Regions from separate parts of the Mus musculus genome. Here region 1 is linked to region 2. A link is a loop called in an ENCODE intact Hi-C map of the cell type or tissue named here. Cell type or tissue: gastrocnemius. All regions are shown on one strand.

Region 1 (8,000 bases), 68 kb after region 2:
AGGAGAGTACAATGTGTGATGTTTACACAAGAGAATTGTCCAATGTTAAAGTTCTTAGAGCATCTCCTGTCATTCAAGTGACACACGCCTGAGTGAAAGCCGAAGATAGGGAAGGGAGGTGACCAAGCCTTTGTACAAATCGTATCTTCTTCACTGTGCATGAACCATTCTCTTTTCCTATCCCATGTTTCCATCAGTTAAAGGTTGCCAATTTCTTCAAGACCTGGATCAATGTCCATTCTTTCCTAGAGTTCTTCCTTATGGGCCTAGATGACTGTGACTCCTTTACGCTGTGGACACAGGTGCCCGAAAAGGTTCATTACCTATTATCAAGGTGCCACTGAGTACCTGCTAGATCAAAGGCTCCATACCTTGTACTGTGGGGGAGTCTTGGAAAAGCTTTGCAGAAGTGTGGAATTTGGGGTATCGATGTAATAAAACATGAAATAAAAGGTTGACTTTGATTAAAGTGGTGGGAAGGAAGAGAGGATAAAATAACTCCTGACAAATAGGTTGATTCTTCCGTTTCTTGTTATTGCCTATGGCATCTTGAGAAAAATCATTCAGTTGCCTTGCAAATCAGCTTCCACATACATTCCATGGAATTAGTGAGACCTGTGTGGTAGAGTGGTTATGAAGACTGTGAAAGCTCATATACTGACTCGAGGCCATCATTGCAGTGATGCCACTGACATTAATTAGGCTGTTATAGCATCTTCAGTGGTCCACACACAAAGAACTCCTCTTTCTATGTCTCTTGTCTTGTGATGTCATCTTGTCTGTTGAAGATGGAAGGACTTTTCCCTTTGGTCTTCCATCTGCTACAGATGGTGTTCCGTTATTACCGAAACTGTAGATTGCTCAGTCTTGGCTTTCCAAGAAGCTAACAATTGTTTCCTTCTCCTCCACACACACACACACTATGGTGTCTTATTCCTGTACTGTTGCCTTTAAGGGGCTCTTCTATCTGGAAGATGCCTTCTCAGCCTGACCAGCAGTTGCTGTCCCAGGGAGCATCCAGCTGGAATATCTATCACTCTAGAAGTTTCTCTGACTGGCTTAGGTTCCCTTTGCCTTTCCATGATGTTGTAGGCATTGTTTCTCCATCACAGAATTGTCGCACTGCATTAGACTCCTCAGACCTTCAGAACTGGTGCATAGTACTTGCTCATGGTGTGATTGTGAACGGCTGTGTAGTCTTTCTCCATTGTTTCACAGTCTTATCTTTTTTTTTTTTTTTAAATCTCTGGACCCTAACTCTCCATTCTGCACTCTTTATAGTAGTTAGGTATGAAGCTCCCTCAAGTATTAACAAAAAGTTCCCAAGTGTTAGTAAAGATAACTCACATCTACAGACACTATCCTGAACGCTTGTATACAGTCTTTTCTATGTTCCTTTCTTCTCCTTCCTCCTCGTCGTCGTCGTCGTCCTCCTCCTCTTCTTCTTCTCCTCCTTCTTCTTCCTTTTTGCTAGGGACTAACCTTAACCTTGGGAAAAGGGAAAACTACCCCCCTACAGTCCTTTCTTAGTGCTCAAAATCCTTTAACAAAATCCAAGTTGGCGGAAACAACTATAAAGTCCACTAAGTATCCGATATCTTTATAGCATTGAAACACAACAGTTTTATTTTGTTCTCTTTATGTTCTGTTTAAATTACATTATTGAGTTTCAGGTAATTTAAGCCACAGGACCAAGTCATGAGGGACTATTGTGTTTAAATCTCAGTTTTCTAAAGTGAGCCTTAAAAGGAGTTATAGAAACATGAATATCAGGGTAGACAACATAAACAAAGGTTGGGGGAGGTTTTCACTGTGTTTCCGAATAAACAAAGCTATCAAGGAGGAAAGCATCATGGGAGTGCATTACTCAGTGAGTCCTCTGCCAGGAAGAATCTTTTCTTTTATAGTAACCTGGGAACTATGGCCAGGGTTAGTTCACCTGAGATGGGAACAGCTGACTGGTGGGACCTTCCCACACAGCAAGGAGAGGGCAGCATGGTCTGGAGGGCAGGTGTTGCCAGGAGCCTGGGGTTCTGAGCTGGGGATACTGCTTGCTTTCCAGCTGCTATTTAGGTCAAGTTCCTGCTTTCCCATCAAGGGACAGTTTGCTTATACTGAAGATACTGGTCTAGCTTTCCCATTTAATCCAGTTAGATTTGAGTTTTGGTGAAACAATATTTTCATATAAATTTATTTGCCTTCCATGTAGTGTGTTCTGAAGGTTGTGTGAACTGTCCACACAACTATTATTTGCTGTGTATTTGAAATTCAAACTTAACCAGCCACCCTATGCTTTCCCCAGAACTCCTAAGTGGGGTGTGCTTGTGCTAAGTTTAATTACCTCGTAGGGCTGTTGTGGTGTTTAAGTACCATCACGTTTACTACCACTTGGAAAGTTTTTTAAGGAAAGTTTTTTTTTTGTTTGTTTGTTTTTTTTTTTTTTTTGTCCGAGACAGGGTTTGTCTGTATAGTCCTGGCTGTCCTGGAACTCACTTTGTAGACCAGGCTGGCCTCGAACTCAGAAATCTGCCTGCCTCTGCCTCCCAAGTGCTGGGATTAAAGGCGTTCACCACCACTGCCCGGCTTAAGGAAAGTTTTTTAACTTGTATATAGGAAAACCAATGGATTCTATTAGAATATTCTAATAATTAGTCTGAGTAAATTAATGCTGGAATATTAATGCCCATGATGGAGATCAGACAGCAGGCTTCTCCGTTACTCCATAGTGTGTAAAACAGCAACTTTCAGGCTGTGCCTTGCCCTGCGTGATTCCATTCTACCAGGAAGCCTTTGGCTTTGTCTCCAGTGCAGACACAGAGGAGCAATGACGACGGCACACGTCATGCACACAGACATAAGCCCCTGCCCACCACCAACCATGAGGCACAGATCAGAAACTTACTCCACAAAGTAAAAACCTACCACCTGTAAACTTACTGAAGTTAGATCAGGACATATGAGCACCTGGGAACATTAATACCATGTCAGAAAAGATGTTATCAAAACCACCAGACACTTTTGAAGATCCCGTTTAATCTGAACACACAGTGTATGTTTCCAGGAGGGGTGCAGAGAACTCATTTATATATATATATATATTTTCGAGGCAGAGTTTCTCTGCATAGCCCCGGCTGTCCTGGAACTCACTCTGTAGATCAGGCTGGCCTTGAACTCAGAAATCCACTTGCCTCTGCCTCCCAAGTGCTGGGATTAAAGGCATGCGCCACCTCCGCCCAGCTACAGAGAACTCCTAACTGTCGTGGAGACTTCAGCTCAGCTCAGATCTCACTTCTAGCTGCCATTCCTTCTGACTCTGTCAGTCCATCCATTTGTCTGTCTGTGCCTGGTTCTGTATCTTGCTTACATTATTCTGTGCCTTTGTAGCTGAGCCAACACTGAGGCTGCACTCAGCCTTGAGACCCTGCAGCCTGGCTCTTTTTAAGCCCCCAGAAGTTCTTCAACTGGGTCCATAAATATCTTATACCCTGTGTAGTGACTCTGTCTGTACCTGTGCCACTCCTTTGCCTCTGCCTCCAGCAAGGCCTCTGGATGTCTTGCACTCTGGCCTCTTTGACCTTTTAGTAGTCATCCTGTAAAACACACACACACACACACACACACACACACACACACACACACAGTGCTGTGTAATATGTGAGATCTGAGAGTTAATATTAGTAATTAAGATCAGAATGAAAGGAAACAAATTTGCCAATGGCCAGCTATTAAAGAGAATTGGGACTACTCAAGTTTGCAGTTGACATAACTTATAATTTATTTTGTTCAATAAGTTCTTATATGTTGGAAACACACAGGCATGTCTGTCTTTTTCAAGACAGTGTAATATTAATGAAGATCTTTAAATGGCAAAACAGAAGCCCTTGGGGAAAAGTGTCTGAGTGTAGACTGGAGGAAGATAAATTGTAACTAATTTTGACCTGTTTGTGGCTTAGGTGTTTATTCTCTTTGTTTTGTTTTGACGTTAGGGAAAATTTAGTATATCCCAAGAACCGTGGCTATGTTAAAACAGGTAGTACAGTCTCTGGCAAAGAAAAGGGCCTTTACTGCCCCCTGGTGTGCATAATCTCTAATTGCAGCATGAACACGAGTACGCATAGAGAGCCAGCCAAGACCATAAGATTCGCGATCGTTAAGTCTTTGCTCTCAAGGTATCTTTTCTCAAAAGCTCAAGACTTGAGGACTTGCAGCTGGCTAAGGAAACTGTAGCACGCAGAATGGTGACATCACCCATGCCTTCCTCCTTGGGACTGAATACAAGAAGTGTAGAGGCAATCAGGTCGCGAGTGCTTAGCATTGAGTTAGGGGCAGGTGCTGTTAAAGGCCAAGACAAGGGTCTTTTTGTTTAGTGGTGAAGAGTGGCTAGAATATCTGTGGTATTGCTTAGGTTTTATCCAACGTGCTGGGACAGGGCAAATTCAGAAAATGGAGCTAAAGGGACAAAGGAAAGATGTAAAATAAGATCTGGGTTTGTAGCCGGTTGTACACAGCTTATTCAGCAGACATGTTTAAAATATATAAACATTAAATGAGACGAAAATCAGGGTAGAAAGCAGTACACAGAAGCTGGCAAATAACATTTTGACTGCATTTGAACCGTGTCATCTTTTTAAATAAATGAACCAAATAAGGCTAAGATCAGGGAAGCAGACGGCTAGGGATGTGGCTCATTACCAGAGTTCCTGTCTAGTTCACGTCAGGCTCTGGGGTCTAACCCAGCTCTGCAAGGTCAGGGCAGGATGGATCCAGGGTAAAGTCACTGGTTGAATTTATATTAAATTTCCAAAAAATAATAAACTTGTCACAAAGTCTACTGCAACATACATGCAAGGGGAGTCTGGTTCTGGCTTGTTTGCTCTGACTCCCCACCCCCTTGCCCAAAGCCTTTTCTTCTGGTTTTTTTGTTTGTTTGTTTGTTTGTTTTGTTTTTTGTTTTTCAAGACAGGGTTCCTCTGTGTAGCCCTGGCTGTCCTGGAACTCACTTTGTAGACCAGGCTGGCCTCGAACTCAGAAATCCTACTGCCTCTGCTTCCCGAGTGCTGGGATTAAAGGCGTGCGCCACCACACCCGGCTCTTTTTTGTGTGTTTTTTTTCAACCCCATAGGGATGGAGTAGGGGTAGTGACTCCATAAGTGCCTCTTTCCTAGCTTCTCACTCTTCTGCTATTTCTCTCTTCTGTAGCACAGGCATGCCAATAATCTTTTTTTTTTTTTTTTTTTTTGAAATGACATACTATGCACTCAGATTTACTATGCTAACCGACTTAACATGGGACAAAACTGTGAGTAAATATGCGCCCGGCAGGCCTCCGTGGACATCCTCTCACAATGCAGATACATTCAGGGTTGGACTGGTCCTGAGCAGCATCCTGAGGCGCTGGGAAGCACTAGTTCCCTCCCCTTCCTTGCTTCCTTGTGTTTCAACAGAAAGCCCTGGTGACGTTGGCTGACTCTTCTTAGTGATCAGGTGGCTCCAGCTCACCACAATCACAGTCAAAGCTACCGTCCATCTTACTCTGATACAAGGGACTTCTCCAACTCATCTACAGAGTGCAGGGCCCGCGGACAGCCCTGAAAGTCGGCTCAGGTCTCTGGCTGTGCTCTCTCTTTGCCCCAGTCGCTGCCTTGTAATCCTGACCCGCCAGAGGGGGCGGGGCCTCGCGGAGGCACGCCCCCCACGTCACAGGCTCACTCCCAATAATCTTTTCCTTAAAAAAAAAAAAGATTTATTTTCATTATCTTATTTATTTATTTATTTATTTATTTATTAATTATATGTAAGTACACTGTAGCTGTCTTCAGATGCACCAGAAGAGGGCATCTGATCTCATTAGAGAGTGGTTGTGCTGGGATTTGAACTCTGTTGGTTGTGAGCCACCATGTGGTTGCTGGGATTTGAACTCTAGACCTTCGGAAGAGCAGTCGGGTGCTCTTACCCACTGAGCCATCTCACCAGCCCTCATTATCTTTTAAAAAGTGTAGTTGCATGAGTATGTGTGCATGTGGTTCTGGAAACACTAGTGCAGGTCCTCTTAGAGGTTAGAGCAGACTGATTCAATCCTTGATCTGCTGTTACAGGAACTTGTGAGCCACCTGCAAGGGTGCTGGGAACTGAACTCCAGTCCCTGAGAAGAGCCCCAAGTGCTGTTCAGCACTTCTCACCAGCTCCATAACATGCCAGACCTTTGGGTGCTGCGTAGCCGTCTGCCCAGGCTTCCCTCCCACTTCCTTAGGACCTCTATAACAGGTGCGAAGTGCGAGGAAAAGTCTTGGACTTCCAGGCCATGATATTCCCTCTGTTACATTTGCTGCCCTAACCTATGACCTTCAATATTTGGCTCTCAATTTATATCACTTTCTTTTCTTCTTGTATACATTTTTTTTTTCTGACTGTAAAGTTTTCAAGACACCTACAAATGGAAAGTGCTGAGCCTAAGCAAACAGGACTCTTTAGAGCCATGTAAAGAATGACTCACGAGAGACCTCCGCTTTCAGTGGAACTCCCATAGTCAATACTGTGACACTGTTGGTGAAGGCCAACAAGACTCACGCTTGGAATTTACCTACAGGATGTCAGTCCACAAGTCCCCAGGCAGGGTGACTTTTAGGATAGAGTAGGAATGTTGTTTGGCGCCTTGGTCAATGCATTGTATGGGTGCCCGTCCTCTAGGGCGGAGGCAGCACTTCGGAGTCCTCCATGTCCCATTCTGAGCAAGCATTCTTCCAGGCATCGTTTCCTTGTCGTCAGAGTCAGACCAGCAAGAAAAGCCCTGTGGTCTGCCTATTGCTGATGTGGTGCTAGGGGTGCTCAGATGAAAAAAATCAGAGTCCTGGTATACCTGGAGGTAGGTGCTGGGGAAGGAAACAGACACACATTCTTAGACAATTCCTGCCCTTGGCGGTGTGTTGGGCAGTGGATGCTCTGTGAATTTAGATGAAGAGTGACAAGTTTGGCGGGGCAGGGAAGACTTCCTGGAGCTCAGCATTGGAATCTCAATGCTGGAGCTTGTGCTGCCTCCTCTCCTATTCTCTGGACATCTGGTCCCAGGCACTGCTTGAAAGCCTGTGTAGTTAGTGTCTGTGTGAATTTTGCTTCCCTCCAGGCTTTCAGAATGTAGGGTTAACCCAGAGCAAGCAAGCCACTAGCAGTGTGTGCATACTAAGATATTAATTATGTCTATGAACAGATCCCTTTACAGTAAGGAATATAGAAGGACCTCACATCCTTTCTTTCCCCAACTGAATAACCAACATTTCCTTTAAAAGTGCCTCCCTGCCTTCTACTTAAAAGGATCATAACATATCTAACCATGGATGCTTTAACCTTTGTAGAAATGTATAGTTCAGATGTGAGCTCCCAGCTACTGCTCCAGAAGCCTTCCTGCCTGTCTGCTGCTATGTTCCCTGTCATGTCGGCCCTGGGCTCTAACACTCTGGAACCCCAAATTAAAGCCTTCTTTTGTAAGTCAACTTGAACTTGGTTTTGTCACAGCAACAGAAAAGTAACTAAGATGGTCTCACTCTGCTTAATTTATAAAGAAATGTTATGACAGTCATGGATATATTGGGAGAAATCCACCATATGGGTTCAGTACTATCTGAAATTTCAGGCCTCCATTGGGAGTCTTAAAATATATGCCCCATAAGTTAAAGAGTGGAGAATACTGAGGATCTGAAAAGTAATTTACATATTTTGTTGTTGTTTTAGAGAGTGGTTCTCATGTAGCCTAGGGGCTTCTCAAATGTTACCTTGAACTTCTGAGCCTCTTGTTCTACCTTCCAAGTTCTGTGATTATAATTCTGCATCATTACAGTTTATGTGGCCCTGGAGATCCAGTTCAGAGCTTTTCATGCTAGAAAAGCACTCTACCAATGGAACTACACCTCAAGCCCTAATTCACACATCTTAATTAGCTTATTTTTCTTTCCTTCTCTTCTGGGATTTTTAGGTATACATTGTCTTTGTCATCAGACATCATGATA
Region 2 (8,000 bases):
GTACTACCTGACCAAAATTTAAGAAATTAATATTATTATTATATATTTGGATTTTTTTTTAAATTAAGCATTCCCTCTTTACCAGGAACTGGGGGAAACACTTTATATAACTTATCCAGGTAAGCTCCTTGTGAGGTAGATATGACTTCTACATAAAGTTTGGTACCCTAAAAATTAGACTCAGCCCAATGTGACTTTGAAAGGAAATATACCTGCTTCATTAAAGACTGAGAATATTGGAGATCTTTATTCTAGATGCCTTAGGAGTCAATGGTCAGCTCAGTGGGTTGTCAGTGTATCTATCACAGAGGAAAGCTTTGAAAACATTTTCTTTAAACAAGATCCCTCTACCTACAAAAGGCAGCTAATAAAGTCTGACTCTGTTCCTTTAATTCTTTCACTATGGCACTATTTTCTTGTAACGTTTTCTCCTCCTACTATTGAGTCTTTCACCAAGCACCTCTGTGCTCTGACCCAGCATGGTCTCTGTGGGAAGCCCCCTTAGTCACGTGCTTGATGGTGTGCTTTGGAGCAATGGCGCCACTGGATTTCCGGGCTTTATTTAATACACTCATTTTGTACAAGAGGGAATCGAGTCCTCAGAGCCACGGAGAACCTGCTGGATGTCACAACCCCATTCTCTTAAGTCCCCACACTGACTAGTTGGCCTCCGCCTAAAGTAGATAAATGTAGACCGTGGATGGAAAGTGGCCTGAGAGGTGTACTCTTCACAGCTGTTACTCAGGTTTTTGGGGCATGACTTTTGCTTTCTGAAATTGAAGTGTAGAGAGACTGAGGGACAGGGCCATGCTAGAGACTTCACCTAAAGCTACAGAGTTGCTTATTAAGCTTTAACTTCTTTAGGGTGTGATTGCAAACCCAAATGTATGTGGAATCAGGCAGAGGCCTTTTGGAAACAGGTCTTGCTTGTACGGTGCCTGACATTGTAATAAGAGACAGACCCAAACTCTACATTTCAGAGAAGTTCCTGGACATGTTTTTGGTGGCCTATAGATGACACTGAGAGTCTCTGCTGGGGACGATGCTTTTTATATTCTTTCTTTTATTTCCTTTCCTTTCTTTCTTCCTTCCTTCCTTCCTTCCTTCCTTCCTTCCTTCCTTCCTTCCTTCCCTCCCTCCCTCCTTCCTTTCTCTCTCTCTCTCTCCCTCGCTTCTTTCTTTCTCTAGTTAAAAAAATAAATTAACATACACTAATTAGGTTTCATTATGGGATTTTCAAATGAAGTTAGATTTTTTAAATTAGTTTTCTATCTCCCCCTCTTCTCTCCTGTCCCGTTGCCCCTTCTTGTAGCACCCTCCACCCCCTGCACCAGCCTCCTTTCTATTTTGATGTCCTGTGTGCTGCTGCCCTCCCTGCCTTGGTCAGCTCCTTTTATTCCCTCCTTTGGTCTCCATCCTTGTTTTGTAGCCTGTACCCACACTCCCCCCATCTATGTACAAACACATACCATTGTAAACTAGATCCTCTCGAGAGAGAAAGCACTTAATGAGATGTATGATTTCCCTGCCCTCCCTCGTCATTCCAGATTATAATACCAATACTAATAAATATGGCAGATGTTCAGATCAAAAAGAGCCTCAGCTTGATGTACAGTATTACAAAAGGCTATGTCAAAAGTCAGGAAGATGCCAAGCTTTTGATAAGGCAAATTTCTGGACGTGAATCAATCTATCGGGTAAGAATCAGGCACTGGTCATTTTTTTGGAGGTGGTGGTGTTGGGAATGACCTTTCGTAAGAGAGTCCATGCTTGTGAGATCAGCTTGTCATGTATTTGACCAACAGACAGAGTTCAGTAGTCAACTGGGTTCTAATATTTGTTATATGAGGTGCTTCAGAAAACATCCTGAACTCTCTCTCTCTCTCTCTCTCTCTCTCTCTCTCTCTCTCTCTCTCTCTCTCTGTGTGTGTGTGTGTGTGTGTGTGGTTGCATGTGTGTGGATACATTTGGGTGTGCATATGAGGCTCTATTTCAAACAAAACAGGGCAAGACACAACACAACAAAACAAAACCACCCACCCGCATAAAATTCAAACCAAACCAAACCAAACCAAACCAAACCAAACCAAACCAAACCAAACCAAAAACACTAGAAAGAGAATTGAAAATCCCAAAGAAAGCCAAATTTGAACTGGATAGTGGTAGAGCCTCGGGTGAGGTTTATGGTTGTGGAGTCACTGCTAGCGATGAGGTAAGCACAAAAAGGTCAATGAGTTGAAGAGGAGCCACTGGTCCAAGAAGAGTTGACAAGTAAAATGTCCCCTATGTGACTCAGCTTGCTCCTCCAGGCCTTGTCTGAGACCATCCCAAAATCTAGTCTGGGTTAAGCCCCACCTGCTTTCTATAGTCATTTAAATCACATATGTATGAATGATTTGTTTATCATCCATATAGCTTAGTCCTTGTCTTAGAGTTTTACTGCTGTGAAGAGACACCATGACCAAGGCAACTCTTACAAAGGAAAACATCTAATTGGGGCTGGCCTACAGTTTCAGAGGTGCAGTCCATAATCATGGTAGGAAGCAAGGCACAGTGCAGGCAGACATGGTACTGGAGGAGTCAAGAGTTCTACATCTTTATTTGCAGGTACCCAAGAGAGGATTGTCTTCCTCAGGCAGTCAGGAGAAGTGTCTGTTCCACACAGACAGAGCACAGCTCAAGCAGAGGAGCCTCAAAACTCCACTCCCAGAGTGACACAATTCCTTAATAAGACAGCACCTCTTAATTAAGTGCCACTTCCCATGGGCCAAGCATATTTAAACCACCACAGTCCTTGTTTCAGTTTTTCTCACAACTTCCAACTTTCTCTCCCTTTGCCATGAGGACTCTTTGGTGTGATTTTCAGTCCAGCCCTCTGTTGTGTGCTTTCTGCTCTTTTGCGGACCCATTAAACCATATATATATATGTGTGTGTGTGTGTGTGTGTGTATACATATATATATATATACACACACACACATATATATACACACACATATATACACACATACATATATATGTATGTATACACACACACACACACACACACACACACACACATATATATATGTATATATATAATTTTGACAATCACGTTCTTATCTTCAAAAACCAAGATTCCTTCCTTCTCCAAGCAATAATTTCTGTCTTCTAAAATGAATAGTCTCTTGAACCTCTTATTTTAAAAGTTTCTCTGCTTCCTGTATGAATTCTTCTTTCTTGAAGTCCCATTCCATATATGTTGTATTTGTTTCTTATCTTTCATTCTTTCTCTCTCTCACCCCAATGCTTCTTGATTTCAGTGTAAATCAAGGTCTAAAGTAAGTGGTGTAATAGTTGAGAGGCACTTTCTCAGCTTAAATAAAACTTCCGATTTAGATACAACAGTGAGTTTAAATCCTAAGCACTAAATCCCTAATACAGCAATTTCGGTGGGCTCTGTAAGTAGCTAGAGGGTTGGAGGTTATGTCTTCTGCTTGCAGTGCATGCCTTGAGCAGTGACTGTTAGTGGCCTCAGGCCTGTGGCCAGGAAAGAGATTACGAACTTACCTATCTTCTTTATGGGATCAACATCGATATGCAACAGAATTGTATTCTGATGATTTATCATCACAAACGGGGAATGAAATTAAGGCAGATACTGAAAGGCTGGGCTATTACACCGTAGTTTAGAAAGATAAGAGAGAAGCTAGCGTTGTGGTTCATGACTGTCATTTCAACAGATGGGAGGCTGAAGTCATTGTAGGCCATGCTGGACTACATAGTGAGCTCCAGGCCAGCCAAGGCTATACAATAAGATCCTGTCCCTCCTCCACCACAGTCCTCCCAAAACCAAAGCAAATAAACAGAGAACATGGAGAAGTTCCTAGGAGAGAAGACTTTAGAAGAAGACAAACAGGACCCGGGGAGGGAGCTAAGAGCAGTTAGAAACATTTAGGAGAGGACAGAGTGATCTGGAAGCAGTTGCCTTGGTAACAGGTACAAAACAAACCTTCAATGGGCCCTTTAAATGGGATGGGAAGGGAGAGGACTCTAGGGAGCTTGAGAGATAACCCAGTGGTTAAGGGCACTGGCTGTTCTTACAGAGGATCTAGGTTCAGGTCTCAGCACCCACGTGGCGGCTCACAACTGTCTGTATCTCCAATTCCAGGGGATTGGGTACCCTCCCCATCTAGTCCCCACAGGTACCAGGTGTGCATATGGTACAGACATACATTCAGACAAAACACCCCTACACATTAGAGGAAATAAAAATCAAGAAACAGAAGACTTCAGTAAGGACTAATGGCTTTGTGAGATGTGCATTAGATAGGGGCATCTTCAGAAGTGACCTGGTGCTTCTGGAAACTGGCCCATGGCTGTTTACCTGCAGAGAAGTAACAGACATTGCCTTTCTAGCAGCAGGAGGGAGTGGCTGTTGTCCTGAGTCTCCATGTGAATATAAATCCAGTTTTGCATGAAAATAGCACAATGCAAAAAGGGCCAATGACAATTATAATATTAAACTGTTTCATAAAAATGCATATCTCGTTTGCATATTCAAAACTAGGGCCCTACTACATATAAATTAAAAAGCCCAAACAAACAAAGAAGAAGAAAAAAACTCCAAAAAAAATTGTTTTGCTTAAGCTTTGGACAGCAGACCAGTTGCTGCCTCTCAGTCGTCCTGTGGCTTGCAGTATCTGACTATCTTGCAGGTACTGGTATGTGACAACCCAGGGAAATGTTCAGTGCCTGCCTCAGAGTTGTTGGCATGGCTAAGAATATGCTCCAGAAAGGCTCGAAGCCAGGTTGAGCTTTATAAGGAAGTGCCTGGGACCTACTGAGCATCCCACAGTATCTGTTGTGTGACTGGAAAAAAAGCAACCACACCATCTGTTGGTCTCCATGGGAAGTTACTTCTTCAGCTATATAAGAAGTGGCCTTTGGGGAGCATGAACTCATTACAGGGCGTGCTCACATCATTGCACTTGTTTTTGAGCTCTCAGCAGAACAGATTCCCAAATAGCTCTTCCCTCCACACAGCCCCAAGTTGGTGTCTGCCTATGAGAATTCTCAGTGGTGCACAGTAGGGTGCCAAGTACCCTCCCTTCCTTCCTTCCTTCCTTCCTTCCTTCCTTCCTTCCTTCCTTCCTTCCTTCCTTCCTTCCTTCCTTCTTAGCCAATAGTCACAGTGAAGCGTGACACATGCAAAAATATCACCCATGCAACACTGTGCAATTTGAGTCCCGGGAGAATTGCACTGGAACTCCCCAAAAAACAAACGCTCCCCCAATCACGCTAAGTGAGAATTTCTCTGTATTCCTGATTCTCTAACTTTTAATCAGGCGATAAAGTCAAGATTGTACTTGGTATAACGAGAACCATTTCTTAATTTCTTACAGAAATTATATGACATTTTAGAAAAAAACAAACGAGAGGCTATTAGAGAACTAGGTAAGTGGTTAGAACATTTGGTTTTCTGTTTTGTTTTTGCATAATTCTTTGGTTTTGTTTTCTTGTGGTTCTGACCGCCAGAATCCTGGATGAGAGTGCTGTCAAGGTTGGCTTCTGCTGAAGACTGGCTTCTTGCCGGGCAAACATGGCTGCTTGATTACTGTGACCCCGGTCTGACCTTTCCTGAACACACAGAGGGACTGCAGTGCCAATTTCTCTAGTGAGGGCCATCCTCACAAGCTGGAGACCTACCCTTATGACATCATTTAAGCCCATCATCTCTGTAAAGGCCCTTTTTCTAAATATGGTCATTGTGGATTCGAACCTCAGCGTGTGACAGTGACAGGTCCATGGCAGAGGGAAAAGATCTGGAAAGAAATGTCCCCCAAATCCGTAGAAATATCCATAGAACCTAAGCACACATGGGTATTCTCTCCTTCATATGTGTGTACATAGTCTATGATGTCAGCTCTCCAGCTCTCTGCAGTGAGCATTTGTTCTTTTGTAATTGGGACGTTAGTGCTGAGAGGCGACACCTGTCCCCCTGCCATGAGCCTTTTCCTGACAGATATTCCTTAGGGCTCTGTTGCTCTGGGGTCAGACTTATTCTCACCATAAGCTCCTCACTCTGCTTGGGGCTTCACAAAGGGCACTCCAGGGTGTGAAGTTTTCCACTTCACTGTTCTCATTCATTCCTTTATCCGGCCAGTATTTACTGGCCACAAGTAAGGTTCAAAGATGGAACAGCAGTATTGGGTAGACACAGATTCTTCATAAACAAAATGGGCACTCTGGTGGAGTGTCTGAGGGCACCAAAGAACATCACTGCAGAACATGGGGGAGGGGGTATGGATGCCATCAGCAGCTGTGATAGTGTAGGGAAGGCTCAAAGCAGGGGTGCCTGCTAAGATAGCAAGGTCAGACTGGAAGCAGGGGTGTGTGTTTAGATGGCCAGGTCGGAGTCCTTATAGTTTTTAGGAAAGGGCACATTACAAGAAGTTGTTCTGCCTCGTTTTTTATCTAGTAGACTCCAGAAAGTAGGGACTCCCACCCCACTCTACCCCTCCCTCTTTGGTAGGACTGTCCCCGACTGTAGGACTACAGGAAAGGCTACTTTTGTTTGAGCATCTACGTTCAGTTCACTTTACTTGAAGGATTTTATGCTGAGCATCTTGGGTGTTCTTTCCTCATGTGATCATTTCAGTGGGCATCGGGCCATGGCTCTGGCCTAAGGTAGACCATTAATAAATGGAAGTCACTAGAAAAGGGATAAAGGCCACTTTCAACTCATAGTCACACTGTAAGATGCCATATGGACTTAACGGTGACACACTTTCCCGATCCCAGTGGAAAGAACAGTCTAAGGGCTGTCTGATAGGATAAACCAAAAGATTCTGGCGCTGTTTCCGGAAACTGAAAACCCTTTGTTGTCATTTACTTAGTGGAAGGTTTTTATTTTTTTGCTCTTACAGTGCAGGGCCCTAGGACCTATGTAGCATGATGCTGTGTCTTAGATGATATGGAATATTATGGTTTCCTCAGTTTTGTCCTGACTAATGGAGTGTCTGTTTCCACATGGTTCCTGTGAGTGGTTATGGAATGGGAATGTCAGCAGGCGCTAGAAAGTGATATATATATATACATAATACGCATATTAATTTCCTCATTTAATTCTTATAATCACTACTTCTATGGCTATGGTCTTTATCATCAGTGTTTGAAACTGGTGCTTAGTGAGGTTATCTTGCTTGAGGCGACATAGATCTGATACTAAAACCTATGCTCTAGACCATAGCTACCCTTTATTTTACTGATCAACTCATTTTAGTGAAAAAAAAAAGTGTAAGTACTTTCCATCCATACATCAGACATTGTGCTCAGTGTAAAGATGACAGCGTGAGTCTAATTCCTGACTCCCTGTGTTTATTAAAAGGGAATGAGTATTCTACTTGGTCTCACAAGACCCATCCATCTAAGTCTTTTGAATGAAAGTCTTTCTGTCATCCAACCAACAAAAGATACATGGAGGACGATGAGGCAGAGATGTCAAACGCATACTTTAGAGAAATGAGTTTTGGTGTAGACATCGTCAGAGATGCCATGGGAATAAGGCAGAGTGGGTTAGCTGTGGGGGAAGCTAGTTTTTAGCTTTCTTATCTATCCAGTGGGGATGCAAATTCGTCCTACCAGCTTCATGGGTCAAGCTAGAACAAATGGCTATTCTACAAATACTTTGGATATTCTGATGCACTATTAGTTATTATCATGGTTATTGCATAGGTTGCTCATCAAGTTTGATTCTTCTCAGGACTCATAGAGCATGAAGGCCGTGATGTTGTCATAGCTCTGAAGACGAAGCAGACAATCCGCAACGTGATTGCCAAAGCCCTGAAAAACCTCACCTTTCTTTGGTCAAGAGGCATTATTGACAAGCACGAGGGTATTGAGATGAACAAGGTAAGGATGCAGTACCCATCTTGTTTGGTTCTGTCAGCTCAGATGCCCCAGGATATATCGAGAAAAGCTGAGGAACCTGTGGAGCCACAGGTGCTGCATGTGTAATG

What was found. Hi-C counts contacts between places; a loop is a spot of excess contacts. Peaks named below come from ENCODE experiments on the same cell type or tissue, not always from the same donor. Only the 100,000 strongest peaks of a DNase experiment are listed, where the experiment ranks them.
Region 1: it touches region 2 in a loop (3-fold over the local background); 26 of 42 quality-filtered maps call a loop at or near these places.

Annotation. Positions count from the first base shown.
Region 1 is chr1:161,282,822-161,290,821 of GRCm38, forward strand. No RefSeq gene overlaps it. Among named protein-coding and RNA genes, the nearest start is that of Prdx6, 36 kb to the left of the region's middle. In gastrocnemius, a CTCF peak has its summit at 4,082 (motif pointing left); a DNase peak (open chromatin) is centred at 4,081.
Region 2 is chr1:161,215,193-161,223,192 of GRCm38, forward strand. It overlaps the pseudogene Gm6185. Among named protein-coding and RNA genes, the nearest start is that of Prdx6, 32 kb to the right of the region's middle. In gastrocnemius, no CTCF peak of the experiment used is centred here; DNase peaks (open chromatin) are centred at 4,360, 4,830 and 5,587.